Linked DNA regions of Mus musculus: regions 2, 3 and 4 are each linked to region 1. A link is a loop called in an ENCODE intact Hi-C map of the cell type or tissue named here. Cell type or tissue: left cerebral cortex. All regions are shown on one strand.

What was found. Peaks named below come from ENCODE experiments on the same cell type or tissue, not always from the same donor. Only the 100,000 strongest peaks of a DNase experiment are listed, where the experiment ranks them.
Region 2: a loop joins it to region 1, with 5 times the contacts of the local background. A loop is called at or near these places in 3 of 42 quality-filtered maps.
Region 3: a loop joins it to region 1, with 5 times the contacts of the local background. A loop is called at or near these places in 2 of 42 quality-filtered maps.
Region 4: it touches region 1 in a loop (11-fold over the local background); 6 of 42 quality-filtered maps call a loop at or near these places.

Annotation. Positions count from the first base shown.
Region 1 is chr1:55,895,651-55,903,650 of GRCm38, reverse strand. The region is part of intron 1 of Gm32949 (a long non-coding RNA gene); the gene reads right to left. Among named protein-coding and RNA genes, the nearest start is that of Gm32949, 11 kb to the right of the region's middle. In left cerebral cortex, a CTCF peak has its summit at 3,424; DNase peaks (open chromatin) are centred at 6,548, 7,120, 7,630, 7,718 and 5 more places; H3K4me3 peaks cover 1,888 bases; H3K27ac peaks cover 4,705 bases.
Region 2 is chr1:56,084,891-56,092,890 of GRCm38, reverse strand. No RefSeq gene overlaps it. Among named protein-coding and RNA genes, the nearest start is that of 1700003I22Rik, 70 kb to the right of the region's middle. In left cerebral cortex, no CTCF peak of the experiment used is centred here; DNase peaks (open chromatin) are centred at 3,333 and 4,281; H3K27ac peaks cover 974 bases.
Region 3 is chr1:56,835,950-56,843,949 of GRCm38, reverse strand. All of the region lies in intron 9 of Satb2 (special AT-rich sequence binding protein 2), which reads left to right. Among named protein-coding and RNA genes, the nearest start is that of Gm51624, 45 kb to the left of the region's middle. In left cerebral cortex, a CTCF peak has its summit at 4,462; no DNase peak of the experiment used is centred here; H3K27ac peaks cover 461 bases.
Region 4 is chr1:56,241,773-56,249,772 of GRCm38, reverse strand. No RefSeq gene overlaps it. Among named protein-coding and RNA genes, the nearest start is that of 1700003I22Rik, 230 kb to the right of the region's middle. In left cerebral cortex, no CTCF peak of the experiment used is centred here; DNase peaks (open chromatin) are centred at 4,160, 4,885, 5,453, 7,257 and 3 more places; H3K27ac peaks cover 6,104 bases.

The DNA of each region.
Region 1 (8,000 bases):
CCAGCTATCATCCCCAAACACACAGTGTTGTAATGGAGAGTTATAAACAGTAATAGTTAACCAGTGTCCTGGATTTTCTCATTTAATTGTATTGCATCGGAAAATACCCGATGACAAAGCACAAACTGACAAGAGTCTAGACTTGAGTGTTTAGGGAACCAACTTTTCCAGTGGGAACAACAAGACCTGGAGAGGAGGAAGTTCTAAACCACACCTATAACTGGTAGCTGAATCAGCCTGTGGTTTGGGCTTCATGCTATTTATTGTTTGCCGGCAGGATATGGACCACCACAACACTAACAGTGTGGTGACCAGCATGCAGTCTTTCAACAGCTGAGGAGAACAAATCACTTGTGTTAGCCATGGACTTCACACAGAAAACCTGCCTGAAGCAGGGGAAATGCCTTTGGAATCCACACTTATTGTGCACAGCTAAAATCTACAGGATTATTATTAACATTAAATGAAATAAAATGCATGGAAATACTTCATAAATTATAAGATAACATAATGGGACCATAAATAATTTGTTCAAGTACCTGACCCTACAATATAACACTATCTCATTTGGCCTTTCAAAGTCTTTCAAAGACTCTATTGTCTTGTTTGTTTGTTTGTTTGTTTTGTTTTTGAGACAGGGTTTCTCTGTATAGCCCTAGCTGTCTTGGAACTCACTCTGTAGACCAAGCTGGCCTGGAACTCAGAAATCCACCTGCCTCTGCCTCCCAAGTGCTAAGATTAAAGGCATGTGACACCACGGCCCGGCTTGTATTTCCTCATGAAAATTTTCATAGACTAGCACATCAAAAGTTGTATTTTAAGTCTTTTCCCCACTGATATGTAGAAGTATAAAGCCATCAAGAAATATTACCTCTCCCATTGAGCGCAGAGATTACTGAGAGCAATGTAATTATTGATGAGTACAAAGGAGGAGGTAACAATGACAGAATTCCAGGAAACAGAAGACTTGGACATCAGAGCTCTCCTGAAAAATCTGAATCCATGTTCCTGACATCATCACCCAGTTTGCTTCAAGCTAATCAAAAATAAATTCTAAGAACAGTGCAGTCAATATCAAAATCAAACTACCGGCTAAATATGTCCTGTAATAACCCGAAGCCAGCATAGTATGCAGGGAACTGGAAGGTTGCCCTATACACTCTAAGGTCACTAACTCTTCAGCAGCTTATTTATTTAGTATATGTATATGTGCCTGAGCATATGTATGAGCATCACATGCATGCAAGGGCCTATGGAGGCCAGGAAAAGGGAATTGGATCTCCTGGAAGTAGAGTTACAAGCAGTTACCAGTCATCTTGTGGGTACTAGGAACCAAACCTGGGTCCGCAAGAATATCAAGTACTGAGAACCACTCAGCCCTCTCTAGCTCCTCTGCCTATTTAATGCTGATTTCACCCACTAGCATTCACAGCTGTTCCATGAGAGACTAGAAACACCATGCACACCTAACTCAGGATCACCTGTGTTTGTTTCAACTCTTTCTTAGATACCTTATTAGTTGGAAAAAACTTCTAAAATATTTTTTTAGGTTGTAATAAAATTACGTCATTTCTTCCTTCTCTTTCCTCACTAAAAACCCTCCAACATATTCCCTTCTCTTGCTCTTTTTTAAACTATGGCCTTTTTTTTTTTTTCTTAAATGTTAAGATACACACACACACACACACACACATATATATATATAGTCCTAAACACATATATAGTCCTAATACATAAAGTCCTAAATACATATATTTCATATATATACATATATATATTCCTGATATAGATCTATTCCTAAATATATACATTCCATATATATATGTGTGTGTGTATGTATATATATATATATATATATATATATATTCCTAATATATAAATACAACCCACCCAGTCTTATACATAGTGTTACTTGTATGAGTGTTCGGTGATGCTGACTCCTTGGTGGTGAGTGCTCAGTTGGTGAGGTCTTCTGTAGAGAAGACTCCTTCTCCCACTCTCAGCATTCATTACTTCCCTAGAGTTCTTTGTGAAGATTGAGGCTTCCAGAACTTTCCTCCATCCACTTTAGGATATCTACTGGTACCATGAGTATTCAGGTCTTGTTCAGGTAGCCATGTTGTTGAGACTTTATGAGTATAAGTTTTGACATTTTCAGAGACACAATCTCCCAGCAAACTCCATTCCTCTGGCTCTTAAAATCGTTCCACTTCCTCTTCTGCAATGATCCATGAAACTCAGTTACAGCAGTGTAAATGTATCACTTGGGACTGGGCTCCTCAACTCTGCATTTTAATCTCTTGATAGTCACTGCAATGGTCAAGCAATAAAAGCTTCGTTATTGAGTGGTGAGAGCTCCACTTATCTATAAGAACAAACCTTGAGAATATAGGAGAAAGTATGCACCAAGCTCTTACAGTTGCCTCAAGTTTCTTTCAGAATCTTTGGCATGCTTAAAATTGGAGGACAAAAAAATACTCATTTGCTTGGTAGAAGATATAAGAGCAATTTCATCCATTCAACACATGTGGACCTACTGTACATTAAATATTGTCCTACTAACCCAGATGCAAAACTGATTCCTTTCAGTGGGCAAAGGACTTGTTAATTGGATCTTTAAGAAGTTGTGTAGTCTTTGAAATAAAGCAAAATAAGGGCCCTTGTCTAGCAAGCCCTTCGGGCCTTTCTGCTTTCCATTGTCTTTCAGCCACTTTACATCTCTTCAGGTTTCAGGGACTTAGCAATGCAAAGCATTCTGTCCCACAAGAACACAAACCTGGTGTGTCCTGAAGAAAACAATCCCATCACCCATTGCTCTTTAAATACTGGCCAACCTTGCCTTATTTGCAAACCCACATCAGTCTTCTTTATTTGCCTGTTTGTGTGACTGTGAATTTGAATTTTCCTTCAAGCAGGTTGTAACATCCTACTGCTTCCCTCATTAATTAATGAATTAAATAAAATCTTTAACACATGTTCACTTTATGTCTGTATGAGAATCATAATTATACCTTTTTTAAAAAAAATTATCCTCTAACCGTTTATAATAGCTGTTCATTACGGGACCACCTACCTCAAAATAATATACTTGGGAAGAAACCATAAATTGTTTCTAAAGCCCTTCCAGTGCAAAGCATTAACTGCAGAGAATGGTGTCTTCCTAATACTCTGTGGTATTTTAAGGCCCATTTGATAAGGCTTCAAAGCGCCCTCCACTCTGAGCCCAGATAGAATGAGAGAGCTGAGCTGTCTGTGGGGGGAAAATTCCATGTTTTTTTTTTTTCTTTAAAGAAATAATAAACTGCATTGTTGTAACTCAGTGTAAGGAGATTGGAGGAAGGCACTAGAGAAGGATGCCAGAAGCTACTCATATCGTTCTTTAAAATGGAAATTCGCCGTCTGCTGCCTCACATGGACAAAATACAGAACTATTTTTCACAGCTTGTTCACTGAACAGATTATTGTAGAAAAAAAAAAAAAAACTTTTACATTTTCTGCAGATTCCCAAATCTTAGTCAAAAAACTCTTGGCAATTTTTAGCAGTGAAACAGATTTCACTTTCAGATTGAGATACTCCATTTAGCAGTAGTCAGATGATCTTCCAAATAAATATAGACTCGTTTCACTCTTCATTTTCTTTAAAAAAAAAAAAATGTTTTCATGAGGTGTCTTGGAGGAAACTTGCACTTATTTGGTTTTCCCAAAAGCTAAAGGAAAGAAAACTCAAAGGTCTAAAAACCACAGCTAAACAAAAAAGAGAATGTTACACTGAAACTGTCATTACAAATAATGTGTGCTCATCACAGCACAAATAAATAAATAACCGTGCGAAGCTCTAGAATTAACAGTAAAAATACTACAGCCTTTTCTTCCCTAAATCTCAGCTCCCCAAAATATTACTAAACAGACGTGTATGTGTTCAGTACGCTCTAACAGACAGCAATATGTTGAGATGTTTCACACAAAGAGGTCTCTGGGCCGCCGCTTCTCTCTCCCTAGATTAGATTTCTCACTCAGGTATCAACCAAAACTGCACTCAGGAGCTTGCTACCAGGACAATGTTCTTCTCCTCTACCAATGTTTACTGCTAGAGAAAATCAAGAGGTATATCAATTGAATACAAATCCAATCTGTCAATAAAATGTGTGAGTAATATTCATACAATCCTATGTTGAAGATCATCATTTATAAACTTCATTCTTCTTTTTCAAATTTCTAAATTTTGCCAAAGGCAAAAGGTATCTTTCCACAAAAGACACACACACACACACACACACACACACACACACGCACCACACACACATGCACGTGCACTGTGTGTGAGAGAGAGAGACAGAGACAGAGACATCATAGAGAAAGTCCAGAAATACTGATTATGCCTTTGTTTTCATATTATAAAAATATATTAGTAGCAAAAGATGTCCATTTAATTCCAAATTATAATTATTGCTATTTTTAGCAAGGGATTTTTTTGGTGGTGGTGGTGTTTTTTGTTTTGTTTTTATTTTTGTTTTCTGTTTTTGTTGTTGTTGTTAATTTGTTGAAAGGTCATTAAAGATATTACTGCAGTGTGGAATGCAAGGCAAAGGGAAAGAAAGCTGGAGATGTCACATGCTGTTAAGAGCATTCTATTATTCTTCTAATGACAATTTTCCTATCTGGGAAGGGATCCATTCTGCCCAGTTCCAAAAGCCACATTTCCATGGCAATGTGACATGAGAACACGCTTGGTTTTGAATCCACTCTGACTCACTGAGGAGCTCCAAGGGGCAAATGGGGGAGATTCCTTTCAGATCCTCTTCTTCCACAAATATTAAATAATAAAATTCCTCTTTATGGAATGTTTTCTTATTAGAAATTAAACAAAAAAAAGTCTGAAAAGTCAATAAAACTACCACATCAAGATGGTGACGTATGAAACTATAAAATTTCATGTGACAAGACCAAGTTTTTGGCTCCATGGCGACAGCTGAATGAAGCCAGGCCTCTCTGCTTTTGTAGTTTCGTGAGGATTTTGTTTTTATAGCATTATCCAAATACTGGAGGGTGCTGGATCTGAGAGCAAAATGTAAAAGCTTAACGTTCAAAGTTGGGTGGGTTTTTTTTTTCAAACTAAAAAATACTATTTGAAATGAACCTAATTTTTTTGAAATTATAAGTCAAATGAATAAGAATATCAGACCTATCTTACAAACATTATTGCAACAACTAAGGTTGTTTTTTTATTTTATAAAATTATTACCAACCTATATGCCTTTTAAAAATAGTCTTATGACAAAGTATGCTATGAAACTCAAGATGATTAAAGTTCAGGCACTAGGAAGAATTTGGAACTAAGAGGGATGTCACACACCTCCATCCCTAGCTGCATGCAGGCCCAATGGTGAACCTTCCCATGGTTTTGGAGGTGAGCCAGCGTCTGGGGCAGAAAGGAGAGGAAAGAGGCATGACAAGAGTGGGGGAGGAGACAGCAGCAGCTGCTTCGAGTTTTCTCAGCATAATAAAGTCAAAAGAACACAAATACATGAAGAGAATTACGAGCTGAAATATTTTTACATCATTCAGAAATTAATCCCAAATTCTGATCTTTTCATATGAGACACATCTGAGAGCTCATCATATCAGGAAAAACATTAACTTCATATTAGCTTAACCAATAATAATAGTTATTTCTATTAAAACAATAGTAGCTACTGCATTGGTATTAAAATAACAGCCATTCCTAAGATTAAATAATCTTTCCTAGAACTTGTATCTAATCTTTGAGTTTACCTTTAGAAACATATTTGAAGCTGGTTACTAGCTTCAGCTGCTGGAGCCTGCTCCCTAGTCTAATCTCCAGACCTGTTCAAGCCTGCCCGCCCTAATAGCCTCTGCTCTCCTGGCTTAGGCTTCCAGAGTCATCCCCACACGATCTCACTGTCAAGCAGCCATATCAGGCCCTCTTTCAGAGAATCTTTCATTGAATGAATTAGTAAAGTACACAGAGACAAAAAAAAAATTATTTTAGAACAGTCTTAGAGACAAGAACCCACAAGGGAAAGGTTTAAGCCAATCTGCTGCAGCTAGAATTCAGCTAGCTCAGTCCACAGGTCCCCAGTTGACAGCCAGCCACAGCTTGCCAGCAAATGAAGAAGACAGTAATAAAATGGAGACATCAGTAGCCAACGCTGTAACACCACAAACCCTAGAGGTTTTGAGTGGCAGGTATAGAGGTGAGCAAGTGTGGGCTTCACAGTAAACTTGCAACCACGAAGTGGTAAAGTCCGTCTTCAGGGGCTGTGGAAGACAGTTTTCACATTCATTTGTATGAGGACTGAAGGTAAGAACTGGGGAGGATAGCTGCTTAGTGGGGTTAAAGCAGTGAATTCTCCACCACGTTTGTCACCTGTCCCTTTGCCCTGCTCACCTTTCTCCTTTCCTACACCAGGCTTCCTCCTTGCTGTCTGGCTAAGCTTGTACATTGCCCTGACCTAGATGCTATGCACTCGATTGCTGGGGCCTTTCCTCATTGCCTTGACATTTTAATGATGACTTTATATGGTTTTCGCTGTTACAAAGTGGAGTAAGCAAGAACTGGGAATTCTCGTGTTCTCCGGGGAGACATTTGTGGCAAGCCTCCTGTGAGGGGATAGATTGCCCACACTTCTTGCTGTTTCTTTGGCTCTCTTCATTCCTGCTTGTCTTTGGTCTTGTTTTGATATGGGGGGGGGTGTCTTTCTTTGGAATCCCCACCATTATTCAGTGATCATGGCCTTTCTACAGCTCCCGTTTGTATTGGTAGAACATAAAAATCTCACTGACGATTGCATTGCTCTGCATGGCCACTTACTAGGCACATTCTTCTCTAGACAGACTTTAATGGACTCCTGTGTAGGTGTCAAAATGTATAATTTTTTTTTAATAAAGCTGGGCATATGACACAGGTAGGCAATACAGGAACAATTAGCTGAAACAAAAACATGTGGAAAGAAGGAATTCAAAGCATATCTTACCCATCAACCCGCAACTCCCTAACTTTTACACAAGAGGACACATATTGCTCAAGGGCTCACTACAGCTAGTAACCCTAATCCTAACTTTTAAAATAGAATCCGATTCCCGGTCCAATTACCCCAAGGGCCTATTTTCATGTGAATCTTTAGTTTTATTGTCTCAACAAAGTAGGACGAACATGCTTGCACTAGATTGGTGGTCAGTCCCCCTTGGGAGGACTTCCTTTATCATGTCCCTGACATTGCATAGTTTAGTGCAGCGAATGGGGGCTGTGCAGCATGATGTCAGGTACAGCTAAGGGTTGATAATTTTTACGAAATTTGGTGTAAACCTGGATTATTTTTTATTTAGATTTTTATTCCTTCAGGATTGAAAAAAAAAATCATTTTGCATGAGCTTGTATCCCAGTATCCCAGGAGGGAATATAAAGGGCCTCTCTTTGTCCTTTTTTTTTTCAAAAGTTATCATTTTTAATTCTTTGTCTCTGAAGAACCTGTTGGTGCCACCCTGACCTTGCTCACAGGGGATGGTAGAGTGCTACAGAGGTACTTTCTTAAATAAACTATACCACCTACTGTTCACTGGCATTCTGAGGGATACAGTAAACTGAATGTGGAGGGTGCTCCCATATAAAGTTTACAGTAATTCGAACCTCCACCTTCTAGGGCAACATGAGTTTTTGCACTTAGAAAGGATTTCTGGGTCATCTGATTGATATCAACTCTATCAAAATTAGCAGAGATCAAAGGACTAACTGTCTCAAGAGTCCTGATGCTCATTAAAAGCTTCCTTTGACTTCCTGGTGGTGCCAATGGCTTAGATTCTGTAACTTGGCCCCTTTAATTAACCTGAGTATTGAAACCATGCTTTGCTATGAAGATATAATTTCTGTCTTTACCAAAATGATGAAAAGAAAGTGATTAATAACTAAGACTTAAAAAATCCTTTCCCCAGGTTTAACTCCTTTTTAAGAATCTTAACTCCATGTATGAATCAGAAGAAAT
Region 2 (8,000 bases), 190 kb before region 1:
GTAGACACTACCATATCCGGGGATCCATCCCATAATCAGCTTCCAAATGCTGACACCATTGCATACACTAGCAAGATTATGCTGAAAGGACCCTGATATAGCTGTCTCTTGTCAGAGTATGCCTGGGCCTAGCAAACATAGAAGTGGATGCTCACAGTCGGCTATTGGATGGATCACATGGCCCCCAATGAAGGAGCTAGAGAAAGTACCAAAGAAGCTAAAGGGATCTGCAACCCTATAGGTGGAACAACATTATGAACTAACCAGTACCCCGGAGCTCTTGACTCTAGCTGCATATGCATCAAAAGATGGCCTAGTCGGCCATCACTGGAAAGAGAGGCCCATTGGACACGCAAACTTTATATGCCCCAGTACAGGGGAACGCCAGGGCCATAAAAGGGGAGTGGGTGGGTAGGGGAGAGGGGGTGGGTGGCTATGGGGGACTTTTGGTATAGCATTGCAAATGTAAATGAGCGAAATACCTAATAAAAAATGGAAAAAAAAAAAAAAGAAAAAAAAAAAAAAAAAAAAAAGATGGCCTAGTCGGCCATCACTGGAAAGAGAGGCCCATTGGACTTGCAAACTTTATATGCCCCAGTACAGGGGAACGCCAGGGCCAAAAAAAATGGGAGTGGGTGGGTAGGGGAGTGAGGGGGGAGGGTATGGGGGACTTTTGGGATAGCATTGGAAATGTAATTGAGGAAAATACGTAATAAATAAATAAATAAATGAATAAATAAAAAAAAAAAATAAAGTTTGTCTGTGAGATATCAAGGGAAAACTTTGCAAAGTAAAGCTAAAACAGCGCCCTGGGGAATTAGGTCAGGAGAACCAATTGTTGTATATTTTTCTTGGGTGGAGGAGTGGGTGGGAGAGTGTGTGGGGGACTTTTGGAATAGCATTGGAGATGCAAATGAAATAAATACCCAATAAAATAAATAAATTAAATAAATAAATAAATAAATAAATAAATAAGATAAAGGCATGAAAGCCAGAACACAATTATTAGAGGAAAATGTTATCTGGCCAAATGATGTCTTTACTCATACTCAAGGTAAAGTGCAAAGACTAGCCATTCGTTGGCTTGCAGTTTCTAATATTGAGTCAATGACTCACTCTCTGCTCTTATATTTAAACTTTTCATTTTAGGCCAAGACAAAACATGATGGTTGTAGTGGCTATTCCTGGTTGTCAACTTGACAATATTTGGAATGAACTACAATCCGGAATTGGAAGGCTCATCAGTGACCCTTATCTGGAGGCTTGGAGATCCTTATCTGTATCTTGGTTTGAAGATCTTGAGCCATAGTGGCTATGGATTCCAGAAGATTGAATCTCCGAGTTTAAGGAACACACCTTTAATCTGGGCTATGCCTTTCATCTGGAATTAAAGGTGTGGTGGAACACACCTTTAATCTGGGCTACACCTTCTGCTGGAGACAATATAAGGACATTGGAAGAAGGGAGTCTAGCTCTTGCTCTTGCTCCTTCGCCTGCTTGCTGCGTGAGACTGAGTAACTGCTAGATCCTTGGACTTCCATTCACAGCTGCGACTGAACAATTGTTGGGAATTGGGCTGCCGACTGTAAGTAATCAATAAATTCCTTTACTATCTAGAGACTATCCATAAGTTCTGTGACTCTAGAGAACCCTGACTAATACAATGGTTATTTATAAATTTCTACATGGAATAGCATACACTATGAGAGGAGAGAATATACTGACTACTTTCCCCTTTCCCACATTCCACATGATCTATAAAGGACTTAATACACATCCACTCATAAAATATGTTACACACAAATAAAATATTAGACTGATACCTAAACCACACAACAATCCAACAAAGAAAGAGACTTTCAGACCAATTTCCTTTATGAATATCGATGCAAAACTACTCAATAAGATTCTCATAAACAGAATCCAAGAACACATCATCAGTCTAGTGTGCAGACAGATGACTCTTACACCACCCCTCAATGTTTTTAACGATTCACAAATGCCTTGAAGAAATTGCACAACAATCATGATTGCTTGCTGCCTCCATGCACCCCAACTCTCAAAAGTGTGACCTTAGCCATGACAGTGGGTCTTTGCCTATACCTCTTCCCAGCTGAGCCAGAGAAGGAACCCTTTCACTGACTTCTCGTTAGAGGAACTGTTGTGAATGATGTTTATGGGGCCCAAACTGTGATTTCTGCAAACCCAATCTGCTTGTATGAAGATAGTAGGAATAAACACTCTTTTTGAGCTGCTTGGAGATACTTTAGCTTCCTGGCCTAGTATTGCAACATTGGGCATGATACTATATTCCCCTTCTTGCCTCCTTTTGATATCCATCATTAGTTGAGTAGGCTGAGATAGTAAACTGAAGAAGTAATGCAAGAGATGAGGGCAGGACTCTGGTGGTATAGACATGGGAATGGCTGCAATGCTGTTGAAAAAGTAGACAGCATTATCCATAAATAAAGCAGGGACTCATGAGAGAAGGTAGCAGCAGAGACAGACTTAGTTAAAGAGTCATGGCAACAGCCAGTAATAGGAATAGCTAATAGGACAATAGCAAAGGCTGGTGACAAATGAGGTTGTAGCTAGCAGTGGCAGCCATTGCAGCAACCATAGCAACGAGAAGCCATATTATGTTTTGGAGTTCAGTCATTTCAGGGGTGGGAAAAAGTAAGGAAGCCCAGAACACCTAACTTAAAAACGTAGAAGCTTGCTAGTTGCTGAACAACTTGTAGAGAGTGATGTCAGGAATTAAGGGCCAAGAAAGTCTCAGACATCTAAGCCCAAGAGCTGTAACAGAAGCCATGCTCAATGGCTGGAAAAATCCCAACACATAGGTCTGGTGATAGAAATTCTAGCCAATAGCAAGGGCTGGGAATCCCAGTTTTCCTAGATTGACACTAAAGTCATAAGGCAGGTTACCGTGTAGCTCAGGGTCCCAGTACCCCAGTGTTGCACAAGACCTGTTACAGTGCTACCTGCCACAGGGATAAGGGTCACCCTGCTGTTCTAGGCTGTCTGCCCATGCTGTCCACTGATGGTTGAAGTCAAGTGTTACAAAAGCTGCTAAGGATCTGAGCTAGAAGAGCTTCTCCTCACCCACCCGTGACCTCATTGTGATAGAACACAGGATCCCGGCCAGCAGACTAGTACTAGTAGCACTGTCCTCATTTTGAGGCCACTCCCAGGAACTCAGCCTTCCGGTCTGGGTCTGCTCCTTCATGTGGGAGCAGAAGCAGCTGAAGGGGAAGCAGCAATGGCAAGGCTCAGAACACACCCACACAATTGCTTCCCTGCTCCTGAACATCAGCTGTTGAGCGGGGGAATGAAGCCAGAATTATCACCAGCTGTTTCCCAAGCTGTTTTGGCAGCAATTCATAAAAGAATAGACTCCCCAGGCATATTCTTGAGTAATGTTACCAAAGCAGAAGCACTGTCTCCAGAAATATACAATACAGAAAAGAGACAAGTGGGCTCCACTTTTTACCTTCCAATCTGCATGCCACTCTCTACCAAACTCCTAATCTAGGATTTATGTTAGTCACCAACACTTGAACTGCCTTCTTTTGCTTTCTCTGTGAATTTTGATGCCTCCTCTTTCTTATTAACTAAATCCAACTAGAACTGGTTTTGACATGTCATGCTGGATCTAGGAGCAAGGAGTCAGACAATTAAAGCAGCTGGAATTTTTTTTCCATTGTAGCTTTGGTTAATTACTACACCATAATTTACTTTGAAGGTTATCAGAGAGAAGTTCTCCCAAACAGTAAATGGTAGGTCAGATTTCAGAATTATCTGTTCCCTAAAATTGGTTCCCTATATGTAGCTTAGAGAAAATAAGAGAGGAGATTCAGCCTGTGATACAAATGATAGCTGAAGTTTCTTACTAGAGCCAATGAAAACAAGAAATGGAGTTGATGATGATGTTTTAAGTATGTGCACACATCTACACACATTGCTACCTACATTGTACCTCAGAATTTGTACAGACTTGGTAGAAAGTCCCTTAAGATCATAGCAAAAATAATTATTGTTCATTGGACAGAATATGAGTTCATTTAGAAACATGTCACATGGACTCTTACAACAAAGAATATTTGGAAATGAGCTGTGTTTAACAAGGAAGAAAGTCGAGTAAAATTTCCATACCAAAAGTTTATTGAGAAGTCAGAGCTAAAGGAAATGCTACTTACTCTCATTTTCCTTTGAGGGTTTTTCCAAAAACACTCAAGATATCTCACATGTTTCAGTGCATGACTGCTTTCTTGCCAAATCTAACTTGAAACATTATATTCTAAATATACATGTCACATAATCATGAATATCCTTTCCTTACTTGAATGAGGTCTGGCCAAACATTTTCCTGGCAGTTGTTATAACTATAAGAATACACTAGGATATTATGAAGCCAGCCAAAAATTAGTAGGCTAACTGCCATGTAAGAATATGAAGATATTTATTTGATCAATATTAACAGGCTTTATGAGACAGTCAGTATAGCATAGACATTAATTTTCTAGCATTTTTCAATCTTCTTACTGATAGAAAAAGAAAGAAAACTTCAGTCTGGCAAAGTACCACTATAAAGTTAATTAATCTCTTTATTTTATCTAATAAGGAAGAAGAAATCTCAACATGTAAAAATAAAAAGGAAAAGTACATTCATATTCAGTAGCAACACATTAGGGTTTCATTAAACAAACAAAAAATATCTGTTCTCCTCTGACTATGTCACTTACCTCAGGATGGTGATGTTCTTCACATGAATGCCATTTATTCCTGTCAGGTGCCTTACTGTACCAGCTCTGACCTCCACTCTACGGCTCAATCCACGCTCCATGAACTCACATCCCTTCCTTACTCTCAAGAAGGACAGAAAGAGTTAAGTCTATGCATGGTGTAGCAATGGGCTACAGTTTTTTCTTTTGTAAACTGCCATTTATCAGACTGAAAAAAAATGCCTCTTTTTTTTTCTCTTAGAATTTTTCCCTCATCATGAATGGATATTAAATTTTGTCAGAAGATTTTTTTCTGCATCAACTGAAATGATCATATGTTTCTTTTCTTTCAGTCTGTCAGCAGAGTGAATTCAGCAGATTGTGTTGATTCATTTTCAAAAGTTAATACAATCTTGTATATTTAGGGTAAGTCCTACCTGGCCATGTATTATAGGCTATGCTGTTGAGTCAGGTTTAGTATTTTCCATTGATGTTCACAGGGATACTGGCCCATGGTTTCTTTATGACACAGGTGTCTCTTTAGCTTGGTTATTAGGGTACAGCTTGTCTTGTGAAATCAGGTGGAAGCTCTTTCCACTTTGTATTGGTAAAATTCTGCTGCCAGATAAGGTACAAAAACTGTGGGTAAGATTATACTCCTGCTGAGTCTTAAGCTCCGGATACTGCACGGCTTTAATCAGAGATACCGCAAGGCTCTTCCCCTCTCCATTCTTTACTGCTTCTCTGCTCTGCTTTCCTCTTTTGGTGGCATTTGTTTCTACAGTCTCTGCTGCTTTACTCTTTTCTCTTCAGCAGCTTTCCCCTTCCCATTCTTTACAACCCTTCCCTAACGGATAAGCATTCGTACTAGATTTCTTCACAGAATTCACTGTAGGCCTGGTTGGCTAATGGGCTATATAGCTTTCCAACTCTTAGTCAAGAGTTATTTGTTCTACAACTGAGGCGATAATCAGCTTGACTCTATTCAATATCTGATATGTTATAAGCTCTCTCCATTTCATTATGGAACACATATCATTTACAGCCTAGGTAAACTTTAGGGTTTATGTGATGTTGTGGCTTCAATATGTAAGGTTCCAATAAGCCTGGGTGTCTGAACACTTGTTCTTCAGTGAGTGGCACTGTTTTTGAAAAGTTACAGAACATGTACAGATTAGAGACTTATTAGAGGAAGTGTGTCACTAGTGTCAAGTGACTGGCCCAACTCCCTGGGTTATCTATCTGCTTCCTGACTCTGTGTGATCAGCTAGCCTCCACCCCCTTTGGTCATGATTTCCCCACCATGATAGTATGTACTCTGGAGCTTTAAGTCAGAATAAGCCCTTCATTCTTTGCATTAATTCTTCTCTGATATATCGTCACAATTGTGAGAAAGGTAACTAATACCTTTCTGGGCAGCTGTTTCTAGTCCCAAGTTGTCCTCCTATCAAGCTCCTCTCCATGTTGCTCCCTTCTGCCCAATACCCTGCCTCAGGTCTAGCAATTGTGGTCAGACCTAACTCAATCTTCTCAATATGCAGAGAATATGGGATTTTATGGGGTTCCTTCTGTACTCCTACAGTCAGCAGCCATTTACTATCGTGTCTAGTCAAGTTCACTCTTGAGTGTCCTGCCCTCCGGTCACCTTATACAGCAATTCCAGAAGTATGATTTTTAAAACACTATCCTTACAATCCCAATGTGATGAAACTTGTTCAATTGGACAGTGTATTAATTTTAAAATAATATTATATTAATGTACTCAAAGCTTGACTAAAAGCTAATTTCATTGGGTCAAAAAGTATTAGAAGAAATTACAAAGAAAGTGCACATTAGTGAATGTCTAGAAGCCAGCTATCAAATGATAATAACCAAGCTCATTTTCCTAGGAAAAATATTAGTTTTAATAATCATCTTTCCCTAAATTCAAATGAGAAGTGGACATAACAAAGGTCTGTGAATATGTTAACATTTACATGAAGCTTAGATGTCCAGCTTTTAATGTTGAACAAGTTTTATAACTAATGAGATGCAAGAATCTTTTAGTTACTAATTATAATTATTTACACTGTTAGGTAATGAACTAGATAATCAAATAATTGATCTCACTTTAATTTTTTATTTTTATAAATATTGATCTCAGTGAAAATTTCCTATCTTTTATTGGACTATGACTAAAAGATACAAACCTTTACTCAATTTCAATGGAACATTTGAAACAGCATTTCCAAGGTCACTAAAAAGTACAAATTTTTTTTGTGTCTAAGATCAATGCTACTGAGAGTCATGTCAAATTTATTTTAATGTGTCAGCTTAAAGTGGTGGAATGTTTTGAATAAATTAGACAAGTTGAATACTTGGTCGCTAAAAACTGGGCTTTCCTTGCTCTAAAATTTTCTGTATATCATGAAAGAACACTGTTCTCTTCCTGCTACTGGGAGGAGAATCTCTATGAACGTGAATTGATATTTATTTTTAGAATATAAAGTTGAAAAGAAGTCAGTATATAATAGTTCCCATATGGAAGAGATGGCATTAAGTGTCATATTTAAATCGCATGTAATATTATTCTTATTTGCATTTATTTCACAATAGTTAGGCATTAATTTCCTCAAAATGACAACTGACATTCTTTTTGTGTTCAGTAAAATTCCTTAAAACCTGTGAGTTTCATTCTCTCTCTCTCTCTCTCTCTCTCTCTCTCTCTCTCTCTCTCTCTCTTTCACTATAACTGTGCTGTATTGCAAGTGCACTATAATCTGGCTAACCCCCCATCACTTAACAAGTTTAACCTAAATTACAGGAAAGCAATTTAACCTACAAAGAAAATTTAACTTGCAGATACTCCAGACATGAGATCATCTAGGGGCCATGAGCAGATCCTTGGAGTTTGGCTAGCAGTACAAATTACAAATGTACCATGCCTCACACATGAACCCATGGAGTCAATCAAGAGCAAGATGAATTTCTTACCAGAACATACGCTCAAGAACCCTACTGAAGTTTGAACCCTGGGGCCTCAATATGTTTTCTGGTTGACTGCAAGTTAATGAGACATTAAATGTTATTGATGACAATGTAGTAGCCAGGATAACTCTCACACAATGCTTTTTTATCTACTTATAGAATTCACTATCCAACATTATTTCATCTCATATATTGGCCACCTATATGATATTTAATATGCTCCTGTAATTAATATTCTTTCTCATACCACCCCTATGAAGATCATTGTGATGTCTGCTCTCAGTCCTTTAACTCAGATGCATTCTGATG
Region 3 (8,000 bases), 940 kb before region 1:
GACACCCATTTCACAGTTTTACTTGGGCCTTCTTTTATAAGAGTAAACTGAAGACCAGCGTCTGAGACCTAGCTTGGAGGGCACACAAGCCTCTCATTGCCATGGCACCGTGGCTGTTGGGAGTAGCAAGGCCTCCCGCTGTCCCACATTAACTCAGGTGGCTGTTTGAGAGTTGGTGTTTGCCAGCTGGCTGTTCCCAATCTTGAGGGATTCCTGAGGAATCAGAAGTCCTGATTTCATACAATCTGGAAAAGTGGTTCTGAATATTCCAAAGGATAAAATTGAGCACGCGTGCGGGTGAGACACTTGGAAGTCTCTCTGTTTCCTCAGAAGAATGGTCTCTTTTTTAAAATTTTTGGACAGAGAACCATATTTCAAATAGCTGACCAGATAAGTATTTCAGGAATGATGTTTCTTAAAAAGGTGGTGGTGGGGGGAGGGTTCTGCCAAGTAAGATAGCTTTAGAGACAGTTCAGCATAAAAGAAACTCCGTCGTGGAAGCACCAGCATTCATCCAACAGCAAACTCAATTGTTTGAGTTGCTACATACATTTAATGTATGTTTCCAGTGCAGCTATGGCTCTTGGCCAGATTTTACCTCCCCAAGACGTACACACGTCTTTGGGTTGTGAGAGATGAGAGAACAAAGCTTTCCCCACTCCCTTTCCTAAACTGTCATTTTGTTATTTTTCTCGGAGGGTTTGGGAGTTTTCAGGGTGCCTGAGGAGGCTAATGCCTCTCCAGGGCTTTCTGATCATGCAGAGATCAAATTAGTGAAGTTGTTGATTAAGAACTCTTAAGAACTGGAGGAGACTAAGAGCCCTGAAGCTTAGATATAGGTCCTCAGTCCTCCACTTCATTAGAAATTAACTTTAAATAGAACTCAAGCATCATCTAGTCCATTCCTACTTGCTGTGAATTGGCTGCAATCAGTTATTAAAGATAATGTTGACCACTACCCTGTATGCAGGGAAGTGAAGAGTCAAGGCTGCTGGGATAAAGCAAAGGAGGTGATCTGAAAACAAACAGCTGACCCAGAGGTTGTCGGTGAAATGGCCCTGGTTTGAAGACTACAGGGTGGGGGTGGGGGTAGGGGTGGGGGTGGGGGTGGGGCGCGTCTCCCTGTTACCCACACCCTGTCAGGCCTGGGGGCTCTGCAGCTCTAGCCAGAGGGAGGGTGGGAGGGTCCTCCTCATGCAAGAGGACAGGAGGGTGCAGGGTTAGGAAGGTCTTCTCTCCAGCAAGAGCAGACGAGACAAGATGCTGAGCTCTCTGTAGCTAGCGCAAGAAGACTTTCTAGACACAGTGACGAGTTCTACCATCGTAGTTTCACAAAGCCTGTGTTTTGCATGCGAGGGGTTCTACTGTGTCTGCTCACATGTAAGTGGGTTTCTGTGTGCTCTGTGCTTCATATGCACTACTTCTCGATATAGGCCTGTAAACCTTATTTCCGCATTTCCATTAAAAATGTGTGTTCTGAATTTTCAACTAACAGCTTAACAAATTACAGTTTGACTTGCCTGTTTCTTGTCTTAGAGTTGGGTCTTTCCCCCACCAATTTGAGTTGATTTCTATGTGGCATAAGCGTCTGACTTCATTCTTCTAGATATGAAGATCCAGTTTTCTGGAACATTTTTTAATGATTGATTGATTGGTTGGTTGGTTGGTTGTTTGGTTGGTTAATAGGGTCTCAGTACGTAGCTGGCCTTGAACTTATGAACCTCATCCCACTAAACTTCCATATCCCCATTGTGTTTTTTTGGTATCCTAGTTGAAATATCAGTTTTGTACGTTTGGATTTAGTTCCAAGCCCTCTGTTCTGTTCCTTCAGCCCATGCGTTTGTGTTTACAGCCACATTCTGAAATTCTGACTATTAGCTTTGTAACAAAAGTTGATTGTTGGAGGTGCTAGGGATCAACCTCTGGGCCCTGTGTGTGACAGGCAAGTGCTTTATCACTGAGATAGTGCCTCGGCTCCTGTAGTGTACTTTTAAATCAAGAAGTATGATGTCTCTGACTTTTGGCTCTTTAGGGGACTTTTGTAGTTCCTTACAAAAAGAGAATTCATCTCCATTTCTGTGAAGAATGTACATGGAATTTGTTTGTTTGCCTGTTTCCTGGTGCCAGAGATTGACTTGAGGTCTCACACATGTCAAGGAGGTTATCTACCACTGAGCTACACTCCCCACACCAACCATTGGGGTTTTGATCGGGATTATATGGAGTGTATCTATTGCCTTCAGTAGTGTAGATTTTAAAAATATGCTATAAGGTATCTCTTAAAGGCAAGATCTCCATATGGGAAAGTAAACTTACAAAATATCAATTGTTTTCTTTAGTTTCACTATTGGAGTTTCTTAGCCTTTATTCCTTATGCTGCATGAGACTAAACTGTTGCCATTTTGTATATATTCAAAAGAAATGATTTAACATTATTTTAAGGTCTCATCCTTGGGAGGGTGTTGGAAATAAATATGTGGCTGTGCTCATTTCTGTGGTATGGGAAGTGCCAGGAAGCACAGCCAAAAGGCAGATGACTCCTGGCTTTGTTGTGTCGCTTACCCTTAGCAGAAGTCGGCTAATACTGAGTGTGCTTTGCCTGTCCAGCAAGGCCTTTGGGACAGCTCATGGAAGTGGTCCTTGAAACCACAGTATGTGGACAGTGAGCACAGGATTGCCTCCACATCGGTGTGAGTCTCTGGTTGCCAGTCTTTCCTTCTTTTGACATAACCTGAAGGAATGCTGCGGAGCATCAGCAAACATTGCCCATGGGTTTGTTTTAATAGCAAGCTCATAATAAAGAATTGTCTTCCCAGCCCCCATCTGTTTTATGGTATAAAACTAGTTTTTGTTTATTTGGTCTTCTTGTTGTCTAATGGCATTGTTAACTAGATAACAATGGAAGTTGGTCACAGTATTCATAAATTTCTCAAAATTGGAATGTCATTTAAGTTGGTATTGGTATTTAACCCTTTTTTTCTTTCTGTATTTTGAGTTGACATGTTTTGCCTGTTTATGGTATGGTTCCTTTGGAAACTTGGGTGTGACTTTGAAGCTAATCTGGCTTCCCTGTTAAAGGGCCTTCTCTGAGGCTTGAGCCACGCCAAGGTTCTTCCAGAGAAGAACATGGGTATCTAGCAGTGCTTCCAGCCATGGAAACTGTTTTACGCGTTATTTTCCCAGGGCCAGGACAAGGAGGAGGAAGCAAGCTAAGTACCTAGGGTACACCACATGATTTAGCATCCACTGGCAGCCATACTCCCTTCAAATTGGGCACTACTTGTTAGCTTCCCTCCATATAGTCCTTGCTCTGACCTAGCACAAGTCTTACATATGCCCCTGCTTTCCTAGGTCCTGAAGGAAGTTTGCTAAGCATAAAGTTTAACACTTCTGCTAGAGTAAGAACCTGAAGTAGCCTGAAGTAAGGAGGTGGAAACATCACGGTTATTTATTGTTTAATATGGTAGTAAGGTACATTTTGCTATTAATAAGTTTCTGATATGAATGGAGACAACAAGGTTTCACACTTATTCTTTTGTACACATATGAATGGCTTTTCATGTATGTGTACCCATGTGTACATGTGTATGTGTATACATTTAAACAAAGCAGCAAAATAAACCTCCAGAGACTTGTGAAGTTGAGCACATTCCCATGGATTTGTGGCAGTAGAGGTGACACATTTTTATGCAATCCCTTCTAGATTTAAGCCCTGCACAGCAGAGGTTAAAGAATCATTTTAAAAAATTTTTTTCATTACTCTCAATTACAGACTCAATCTTTGTAAACACATCCATAGAAATGTGAAAGATATGCTTAAGGCAGCCCAGAGAAAGCTGAAAATTGATCCCCATGAGGACTCAGCTTAGGACTTAGTATACAATTGTGGACACTAGGAAAAGCAGCACTCACTCACTTCAAGCAAGGTAAAACGTAATTAACCTTGAACTGTAACCAAGTACTGAGTACATTCCTTTTTTCAGGTTTAGATGACATCCTCAGCAGAGACTCATTGAAGTCCTTGACAGGTCTCCCCCGTATTTAGCCTCTTATCTATTTCAGCTTTCTTGATTAGGTTATCTTGAATCATTAGGGGGGTTATTTATTTTAATAGACACTTATTGGATTCATGAAAAGAGAATTCAGTGACGAAGAAACAAGAGCAGAATACTATCTGGCTCATTTCACACTTGAGGAGAGTCTCAACCAGCTGAAGAGAAATCCTTCCACAGTTACACAAGTTTGTTTGGGGACTTTCTGTGCTTCCATTTAGAAAGCGAACTGTCTGTGGTTAATAATATGAATTTCCCTTTAAGAAACTCAGAAAACATTCCCTTTTGGTTGCATATGCTGACATTTTCTGTATTGAAGATGTGGGTGAGGAAATGGCCTGTTAGATTTCTGCAGCAAGAAGCTTGAGTCATTCCGAGGGACTGTTCATTTGCTGAGTTTCCCATTCATTAGAGTTCCTAGAGGGGCAGAAGGGTGGTGCAGCTTCCTGTTTAGTAGCTGGAGTTCACTCTCCAGCTCTCTCCCAGACACATCAGGAAGGGGGAACATCACCATGACAAGGTCCTCCCTTCTGGGATCTCCCAGCCTTCTTCCCTGGGGGACTGGAGGAGGTAACTTTACCTTCTTTTGCTGGAGACTAGAGCAAGATATGAGCCAAGAATACTTTTTGAAGCAAAATCCAGACTGACTTAAGACTTGCCACTCTTCTCCCTCTGCCTCCCCAGTGCTGGAATATTATTGCTTTGTTTCAAGAAGAGGACCTGATGAGTGGTGGAAGAGTCCTAACCAGTGTCTAGATACAGGAAAAATAGCAAAGTCATACACAGGCATTTCAGTACCATGGACAGGACTCCACGTTCTATGTCCTCTGGGGTCCCCTCCATCTCCTGTAGTACTTAGACTTAAACTTTAGAGATTGAATTCAAACTCATACCTGATGAGTACCCACTCAAGCTAGGCCTTGTTAGTGTTCTATAGATGCCTTGGTAATTTGAACATTCTCAGCCTGTGGTAGTTAGAAACTGAAATGGACATTGTCAGTTTCCATTTAGTTTTGATCCAGGGAAACTCTAAGGACCCCTATGTGAGCAGTAACAGAAAGTTCTCACCAGTGCCCACATAGAAGGTGCTCAAAAGGATAAGTCCAGCTTGTTAAGTGGTCAGTTTGGTGTTAGCGATGTATGTCATTCTTTTTAGACAACCCCCAACAGTACAGCTCGGGCAAAACATGCTTCACTCTCAGGTCATGTGCATTTTCTTTAATGTGCAACAGCATGGTCTCAATGTGCAAAAAAAGGTATCTAGGCTAAATGGTGTCTTTGACTGTGTCATATACTACCCCACCCCCCCAAGGACTCCTTGCTAAATAGAAAAAAGTGTGACAGGAAACCAAAGAAGAGTTGATTCTCTATCTTAACAGTCTAAATGCCTTCAGTAGCTCCCCGAGGCTATAGAACATGAAGATGAGATGTTCACATATTGAGATGGGCAAGAACCCAGATGCCCCTCAACAGAGGAATGGATACAAAAAATGTGGTACATTTACACAATGGAGTACTACTCAGCTATTAAAAAGAATGAATTTATGAAATTCCTAGGCAAATGGTTGGACCTGGAGGGCATCATCCTGAGTGAGGTAACCCAATCACAAAAGAACTCAAATGATATGTACTCACTGATAAGTGGATATTAGCCCAGAAGCTTAGTATACCCGAGATATAAGAGACAATTTGTAAAACACATGAAACTGAAGAAGAGCGAAGACCAAAGTGTGGACACTTTGCCCCTTCTTAGAATTGGAAACAATCACCCATGGAAGGAGTTACAGAGGCAAAGTTTGGAGCTGAGACAAAAAGGATGGACCATCTAGAGACTGCCATATCCAGGAATCCATCCCATAATTAGCCTCCAAACGATGACACCATTGCATACACTAGCAAGCGTTTGCTGAAAGGACCCTGATATAGCTGTCTCTTGTGAGACTAGGCCGGGGCCTAGCAAACACAGAAGTGGATGCTCACAGTCAGCTATTGGATGGATCATAGGGCCCCCAATGGAGGGGCTAGAGAAAGTAACCAAGGAGCTAAAGAGATCTGCAACCCTGTAGGTGCAACAATATTATGAACTAACCAGTAGCCTGGAGCTCTTGACTCTAGCTGCATATGTATCAAAAGATGGCCTAGCCGGCCATCACTGGAAAGAGAGGCCCATTGGTCGTGCAAACTTTATATGCCCCAGTACAGGGGAACGTCAGGGCCAAAAAGTGGGAGTGGGAGGGTAGGGGAGTGGGGGGGAGGGTATGGGGGACTTTTGGCATAGCATTGGAAATGTAATTGAGGAAAATACGTAATAAAAAAAAATCTGAAAAAAAAAAGAGAGATGGGCAAATAGACCTTGTCGTGGCTGCTTTTGGAAATTGGTGTTCCTCTTTAACAAACTGACTTTGAGGTGACAAAATAGTCCCCACATGCTACTTTCTGTATAACCCATCAAGAAGAGGCCAGCCAGCCCTATTGATGAAGGTACATCAGACACATCTACACCTAACATAACACTCATCACACAGTGAAAGAGTATGCAACGTGCTGGAGGCTCAGACAGGAGTGAGCAAAAAGTTTTCAAAGGAGATTAGGCGAAGCCAGGTGACAAGAGCCTTGAAGAACAGTATCTCCAGGGATTATTGATCTGGGCAGGAGGTATTACAGCTAAGAGGGTAGCATGGCAAAGCGAGGAGATGGTAATGTGCATTTACCAAATGTCTGCTGGGACTGAGTAATTCACTGTGTCTGGATAAAAAGGTTGCCTGGGGAATTGTTGAGGGATGGGGCAAGAAGCAGCAGTTTGTGGTCTTAACTGTCACCTCCTCTAGCGGTCTCCTTCCTGCAACTTAGCAATAAAACCCTCTTTTCTGAAAGATAAACGAGAGTTAACTTGTTTTCCAAAAAGAATTGGTGGGATATTTTTTCAAGTAGTACAGAGTCCTAATATATTTACATGATTTGCTTAGTAAATTCAGAATGGCATCCAACTCTCTGGGACATGTGGATTGTAAACAAAGGATACCTTGACCGCTGTGACTGTCACCTCACCTGCAGAGTTAGAGAGGGCCATCAGACTTGTTTTTGCTACCAAGGGAAATTTGCTTAAGAGGCTGAAGAGATGGCTAAAATATAATGTTAATAAAAACAGTTTGCTTATTTTCTGAGTGTTTAGGCACTCATTAACTGTTGGTTGCCAGGAATCAGTCTTTGAACTGCTGCCCCCTCACTGGGTCCCACTGTAAAGATGCAGTCTCTGGAATCATATTCATGGGCTCTGTGTATATTTTCAATATGTAGGTTCTAGTGCTCTCTGGAAGTTTTTAAACTTTTTAAAACTCATTTTGGACACACCAATGTTTAAAGCAAAAAGCATAGAACTAATGCTGCTGTGTCCTGTACCAGCCTTACCCCTTAATGCTGACATTGTCCATCACCGTAGGGAAATTTTATAGCAGTGCAATTAGCAAAACCAGGAAATTAGCAGTTCTCCCATGGACAGTGTGATCCCGTTGCCTTAGTTCTTCTGCTCACATCTTTTTTCTTGGATGCCCAGATCTGTTTGGTGACTTTTATTAGTCTTTACTCTGCGATTCTTCCTCCGTCTTTTATGGCTGTGCCACATCTGAAGAGTACTGACTGATTATTGCATCAAGCTTATCTTGGTTTTGATTTGTGTGCTTTTTTTTTCTTTTTTTTCCTTTTTTTTTTTCATCATTTGTCTGAGGTTATGCATTTGGGCCAAGACCACTTTCTGAATGACAGTCTGCCCATTGTGGTATTTCATGTGACAGTCTGCCTTTTTGTGGTACGTATTGTGACAGTCATGGTGTCAATATAGCTTCAGTAGTGAAGCTGGCCTTGACCAATTGGTACTTCCTTACATGTCTACTAGCCAATTGGTCAAGGTCATTTCTTCTTTGTATTTTTGAACTCTGACAGCTAATTACT
Region 4 (8,000 bases), 350 kb before region 1:
TAGCAGTTTCCTGTCCTTAACGAGCTAAGCAGGAGTTTGAGTGGTGATTGCATTTTCTTTAGTGCAGTTGTTTTCTTCTTTTATAAAAATATGATTTTCAAGATATGATTTAGTGGGGGGATTTAGGAACTATTATTATTCTGCACTGGAAGGACCTAACATCAATGGAGTCAGAGACTGCATTGGGAATCACACAGGTACTTTGATACACAAGGCCATTGAAAATGGGGGCGGGGGGATAAAAACAAAACAAAAAAACAGTTAAAGCCTGGTGAAATAATTTTTCTGAATTCCTCTATGCAAGAAAGTAGCCTCAAGTCCTATAGAGAATAGTTCATTAAAATCACGTTTTTCAATTTCTCCCTAAGATGGCTGGCCACTCAGGGAGCTATTTCATAGCAGGAGAGTTCTTAGAGTTGTGTGGGTCTTAATGGGTTATTTTGATTTTGTTTTTTTGGGGGGGTTGTTTGTTTGTTTTTATTTTTTGTTTGGTTGGGTTTTTCTGTTTTGTTTTGTTTTCTGTTTTGTTTTCTGTTTTTTGTTTTGTTTTTTCAAACAGGCTCCGGTGGCAGGGACTACCTTTCTGTTTCTTCTTGCCTTCCTGTGTATAGGTTAAAGTTTGAAGAGATAATGCCAAGGTCTGTTTTTCATTTAAAAAAAAAAGTAAATCCCAAGAAAAGCTACTTTATTACTTTATTTTAATCCACATATAGACCATAATTCTTGCTTTAGAAAGTAAACATTTAAGCATGACATTGTTGTAGTGTATAAAGCTTAGATATAAAAGTTATTTTTAAGTTTATTAATTATTCATAATAGTTAATGCTCGTGTATTTGATTCTCAAGAGAAAGAAAGTAAAAGGAAGCAAATGAATTGATACCCTGAACAAATAAATAAACAGAAACAGTAAAATAACAAAATCTTGGTGAATCTTTTAAACCTTAAGTATAGATTTATATTTTATATTTTAACTATGAAGCTTCAGTAAGATTGTTGTGTTGTGAGGCAGTATGATAAGCTATTTCTGTTTATCATTCACCTGAGTTAACTCACATGACCTGAGGTCATGTCTCTAAGACCATTACGACATGAAGTCCTTGAAAAACGTGTACTCAGAAATCAAATGACAGGCCAGAGTCTTGTAGCTTGGGGAGAGAATGATATCACATCCTCTAACAGCAAGCAGCTGGCTTCACACACAGCATGCAACACTTCTGACACAACTTTTGCATACTCTCATTCATACAATCATAACTTTCCAAAGACTACGGAAAAATAATTCATTTTAATTGACAACAACAACAACAACAACAACAACAAAAACCCCAAAGACTTCAAAAAATTCAGTTTCGTCAAAATTCTGTGTCAGGATGGTGGGGTAGAAGTCTGCACACTGCCTGTTTCAGGGAAAGAACCATTAGGAACTCCCTTAACTTAAAATATCAGCATTATTAACCATACAACTACTAAAGGTTATAGCCTCTGTTTCCAACTCGTTATAAACTACCAGAATCCTTTTGTCACTGTTGCTACCTGTTTACCCTTTTCACATGCTTTTGAAGTATATCAAATTTAATCAAAATTAAGCTTTAAGATGGGTTTGGTTTTGTATATGTGAATATCAGAAAAAGAGATAGATAGAATGAAGAAACATAGCAAAGATTTTCCCAACTAAATATATTTGTACATATAAATAAATAGACATGAGTGGCACTCCCTGCATAAATGATGTTGCATTTAAAAACAAAACTAGAATTTTAAAAGCTAATAGTTTATAGTAACTGTGTTTAATAATCCACTAGTAAAAGAAGAAAATAAGTTGTCTCTGTGGAATATGCAAACTGCCAGCAAATTATTTTCTAAATATCCTTAACTGAGATCTTTTAAAATAAAATTTCCAACTAAGTTCAAAAACTGTGCACATCGGAGTAAAGCTTACGATAACTTTCCTTGAGTTTGTGAAAAACAACAATTTTGGTTTCCGAAGGCCACCCATCCTTTTGCTCACAGCCCCCTCATATTGTAAATGAAATATTCACATCCGGATGTGCCCGCCGTTCCACCGTTGGCCTATTCTGCCACTGCTGCTCACACAAACCCCACAGTTGTGTTCCCAAGTCCTTTCCATGCACTTCTGCTCTGTGTGCATGGAGGGGGGGTGTCTCCTCCACTTACTCATTAAGCAAGGAAGTGAAACTCTGAGTTCTATAGAATATAAAATTAGACATTGTCCCTGCCCAGTGGGCTCACAGTATCTCCAAATTTGCTGTAAAATATGTCTACATATTGCATAACAGATGCACTCCAAGTGCTAAATGTCTGGAGATAAATCTATTATTGACTTCATCCTCTCAACCTTTCCAATTCCCTTTATCATTTGTCAGCATATATGATTTGTATATGCCGAGGCAGATTGGGAATTGTAGACCAGCTCTTTGGTTATGTTTTAAAGAGGCACCACATTTCAAATTGGCTATGACAGACTTTGGTCCTGCACATCAAACACATTAATAACCCCCTTTCCCCTGGCCATGGCTGCTTATCGCTCTGCACTGAAGCAATAAGCAGGCCTGCAAATATATTCTATCGCATTAGAACTACTTCTGCCTTCGTAAATAAAACTCTGTCCTCTTAAAAACATTCTCTGGTTTGCCTTTAAGAATAGTTCTCCCTTTCTTGTGGGGAAGAGGACAGCTCTTGAGGGACACATAGGTAAGACTAGAAAAGAAAGTTTCATCATAACTATGTGTGTTGTAGTGTGTTTGCTTTTCAAAAGCTTGCATGTGTGTGAATGTACCTTTGCAAGGGAAGGTTTATATTTCAATACACATATGATATATGCAATTTTTGAATTTAAATATATGATAACATTGCTTTCCTAGTAGTTTATTGCTATCACCTGTGCATTTATGGGAGGGCTAATGCCTTCCAGAGATGTAGGCGAATATCTGAATCTATGAGGAAGTACCTTTTTAGTACAATTAATGATAAAATCCCATAATTTGCTCTCCTGCTAATTTAAAGTCTATGAATAAAATAGGCAACATTCCTTCAGAGTGTACAGTTAAACATGCGAGTTTTTAGCCTATATAAATGTAACATTGGTCATATTTTTGAAAATAATGATTTTACTTTTAGTCTTAAAAATAAAGCAAGAAAACATAAAATTGAAGTGCCCCTTTCTTCTTTTTGTATTTTGTTTGCGTCTGAATTGTTTCTTCATTTCAAATGACTCTTTAAAACACATTTGGCAGTCAGTTCCCCTCGTCATTCAAAGAGTTTGTGACAAGGGAGAAGCTGGCTAGATACCATCGGTCCTTTTAAAATGTATTAGTCTTTAACCGCCTGTCTTCTCCTCTAAATTTTAAGGATATATATTTGCTTAATGAATTTATTATGAACCTACTACTGCATACTTTAACATATCTCAAGGTTTAATAAGACCTTGTCGCCATGATGGGAATTAGCTTATTTGCTCAAGCTTTGCCACTTTTACCCCAGTGGACTTACATGGACAAATGCAACTCACTATGAAGAATGAGTCATATGTATATATATATATATATATAATTTTGGTTGTAAGCCTAGCATTTAATGCCTGAGACATCTCTACAGCCTAAAGAATTAGTCTTTTCTACAGTGGACTTTGTCACTAAACTCATGGCAAAGTTGTCTTTTGCTTTATATGTAAGTCCCCGGGAAGAAGGAAGCAGACTTTGATGTTGTTTTACTCTTGTGATACACTTTATGTTCCTAGACTTTCCATCTCAGCAGTATGGCTTGGCCACTGAGACACCAGCACTTGGTGATCTATTTCCTAAGTCTTTCCTCTGCTAATAGCTGTTCACCAGAGTACAGGTTGCATTTGCAAACTTAGCTTTTTGAACTGACAGGATATTCTTTTAAAGCCATAAGACCATATTATATGAGGGTGATTTCTAGCTTCTGCAGACATGAGGAATCTTGGTGAGCTCTGATTTACCGTGATTTCACTTTAACCACACAGAGCATCTATAGAAATAAAACCTTTGTGGTAACTTTGTTTCCTTCCACTTCACTTGGAACCCTCATCTCAAAACTGCTGTGGAAAGGGCAAGGTTCTCTCCCTCGTTCAGAAATGTTGACACTGTCTCGAGGGCAGTGGGTGGAAGAAGAAGTATAATGGGAGGTGACAACCAGAGACCCATGTAGCAGTTCTTGGCTCATAGAGATGGAGTAATGCTCATGGACTGGGAGGAGACTAAAAAGCAGTGGGAACGTCAACAGCGTGGCAACACTGTAGTGAGAGAACAGATCACAATGTACAAGTGTGGGATACTAAAGACACATAAAAGTTTGAGATTTAGAATGAATAGAGCACTTAGTAATTGAGTGGTTGCACTATGAAAAATAAAGAAATTACTCTGTAGCAATCAGAGTCCATTCATTCAAAAAATGTCTGAAAAGTTGCTGTATATTGGACATTAGACATGTTCTAAGGGTGAAATGATAATTGGCAAGTCATATGCACTCCCTTGTGTAACTTTAGACCTAAAAGATGAACACCGATAAGGTAGTAACTTCATTGTCTGTAATGAACCAGTGCTAGGCAGCCAATGTATTATTGATAGTGAAAGATGGATTAATGAATTTGAAGTTTACAGTGTCATGTCTATCAAACCATCATGTCACATGCCTTGACTATAGTCAACCTATTTACCAATTATTTACCTTAGAATAAAATATACATTCCCAAGTACAACAGTAAGATGGCAAGGTGATAGGAGGGCAGATCAGAAGGAAATGGCTTTGTCTATGGACCCTGAAGGAGTTTCAGTGAAACTCGAAGAATAAACAGACGATACAAACTGTCCCTGTCAACATTAAAGGGCCCAGGCATTAAAACCAACATAGGTTTTGGGGTTGGGATTATGGACTTCCTAAAAGAAAATTAATTGTTTTCTGTATCTGAAATGACTGTTAATTCACCACTGCATATGCTATTCGTATCTCACAATATAACACTCGCAGGCAGTAGTTTTACTATGTATCTATAAACTTCAGTTTTCAGTTTAAAATCTCAGATGTTTCCATTTGCATTTAGCTAAAAATTGGCAAGAAGATTGTCATCTCTGATCCAACTTTTTTAATGGAAAACTAATTTTGATTTATGGGGTGGCAAAAATATAAACATTTTAGATAAATCTTTTGCCAATTTCTAGATTAAAAAAACAGTTTTAACTGTTAACTTTGGCCTTTTGAAGGATTATTTTTAACTGAACATGTCAATGTTTTTACCCTACACTGCTTTTTCTTTGTCAGTTCACACAGTAGTACCTTGCTCTGTTTCACAGTCCATGACTCGCTTCTGAGACCCATTCCCAGCAGCAATGTTACAGTCTGAACCCCAGGTCTCCACACCATCAGCCTGTGCTCAGGCAAAAGTAGGCTCATTCCTAGGTCTTTATAGAAAATGTAGACATGCTTTTAAAATAAACATGATAATCATTTTTGTTTTTAATAAAATCCAATAAGGACACGTATGCCTGCGGCTTCAGGATCTCATCAGTGAGCCTTGTTTGTCTCGGGGACCTTAGTAATAGAAGGAAACAGCCTCTTTAGGGGCTACCAGCACTATCCAAGATCAGAACATCCAAGTTTGCTAAGCCCCCAAAGCAAAACTAAATTGGTTCCAACAGAACCTCTGACTTATAACCTTCTTTTCCTACACAATTCAGTTTTATGGAATAAACAGACAATAATGAAGATAACCCTGCATCTTTAAGCAAACTGACCCTTCTGCTTTTATCTCTCATAGCACATAACACTGTGGTCTTTCCCTTAAAGCATTCCCAAACTTTATATTGTAGTCTCACTTAATTATTAGCTCTTATCTTAAAGATGTATTAATATTTTAATGAGTAATAACTGATAACAGTTGACCTATTTTAGAGGCCAGTTCAGTAAGAATATGTTAATAATTCTGCTCACTGCAGAAAAGTATTGATTATTTTGAAGAATAATTTAAATTGAATTAGAATTCACATGAAATATAATGGTTAATCTTTTTCTCAAGTTCCATTAACTTATGGTTTTATATATTTCACTCTTTCAATTGTATGCTATATTCCTCAGATATAATTTTAAGATTCAGAAATGTTTTATGTATTGACATATGTAGACATATACAAGTCCTTCTCTGGCTATTTTGGAATGTAAAATACATTATTATTAATCATAATCTGCTTCCAGTATAATAGAAGACATATAATGATTTTACCACTTTATACTTGTTTAAAATTATATAGACATGTAAATGTGTTTAGATGCTATATATGTATGTATGTATGTGCATATACACTATGCTACATATATTATACATGTGCATAACTATGTATTTATATTATATATGTATATATAATTTTTTAACAAATTAGAAATAGAATATCACTTCATTTTTTAAACTAGTATTAAAACTCAAGTACACAACTCTCTGCCGGCATCATAGACAGAAATACTATACATAGTACAAAGTTTAACAAATTTAAGTATACATTTTAACCTTTTTTTAACAAATGTATTGTCTTGTGATCACCATAAAATTCAGGCTGTAAGTCACCTCTGCCAATCCAGTCTCTTTGTACCCATCATAATCAGTTTCTTACATCCTGCATCATTAGTTTTGTCCTGTTCTTGGGTATTGTTTGCTGCATATTCTAAGCTGTTGTCTTTATACACCAAAACTGTATGGTCCTCAACATAAAGGAATGAATTGTCCAAGAGAAGATAGGGTTTGAAAATTAAACAGAATGACTCCGCAAGCATATAGACGCAGTACATATTAGGCTTTGCATCAGCAGGCTGGAAAGAAATGAGGATGGACAGTACTGTGTAGGTGAGTTTCTCTGAAGTCTCTCTTGTTTCTTTCAGTGTACACACCCTAGTTGTGATCATTAAGGTGAATGGTGTAGATGTGACCAAACAGTGCAAAGACACTGTGTCCTATGTTTTATGCTACACCCCTCAGACACACTGAGAATTATCTCATGCTTACATCTATCTTGGCGTTTCTTTCTAATCTTCCTATTTCATTCATAATTCCACTATGTAGTAAGGCTGTTTGCACGTTAGGCAAAACAGCTTTGGCCATCCAGACTGGGCTGCAGTGGCATGTTACTGACCCGCCCAGATGCCTGGGCATCGCTTAGAAGTGGGTGTGGGAGGGATTGAGCAGGACAGCATGGTTATATGCATTTGCATAATCACCATGACTTCAATACTCAGCAGCAACCCTCACACCGTAGTTATTCCATAAAGATCTGTTGGATAAGTGCAGTACTGACTCATCTGTAAACTGGATCTGAGGCGCAATGTGCACTGCTTAGGTAACAATATGTCGAACACCAGCAAGGTGGCCGACACACAGTAGGTGAACACAGCTACGACATTTATTGCCACAATCACTAGAGTAGTTTGCAAATTAGAAGTCTAAATTAATTATCCAGATGATCCAAAATGGCACTTTTTCACTTGTCTCATTCTCTGTTTTTCTTGGACTCAGGGAACTGAGTTAATTGAATGGCTGCATATATAATACTCCACAGCCGCACTTCCTACTTCTCAATTACTGAGTGATTGACAAACATATCCTTTAAAGCCTTTTTTTTCCAGTTTCACAGATTTTAATGAAATCTCTAAGTCAGCTTGTTCTTCTGCCTGTAGCCATCTCCATAGATTTTTGTAAAACCAAATTTCTTGATGAATCACAAGGAGGAAAGAGGAGAGGAGGGAAGCATGAAAGGAGGAAGGAGGAAAGAGGAGAGGAGGGAAGCATGAAAGGAGGAAGGAGGAAAGAGGAGAGGAGGGAAGCATGAAAGGAGGAAGGAGGGAAGAGGAGAGGAGGGAAGCATGAAAGGAGGAAGGAGGGAAGAGGAAGCATGAAAGGAGGAAGGAGGGAAGAGGAAGCATGAAAGGAGGAAGGAGGGAAGAGGAAGCATGAAAGGAGGAAGGAGGGAAGAGG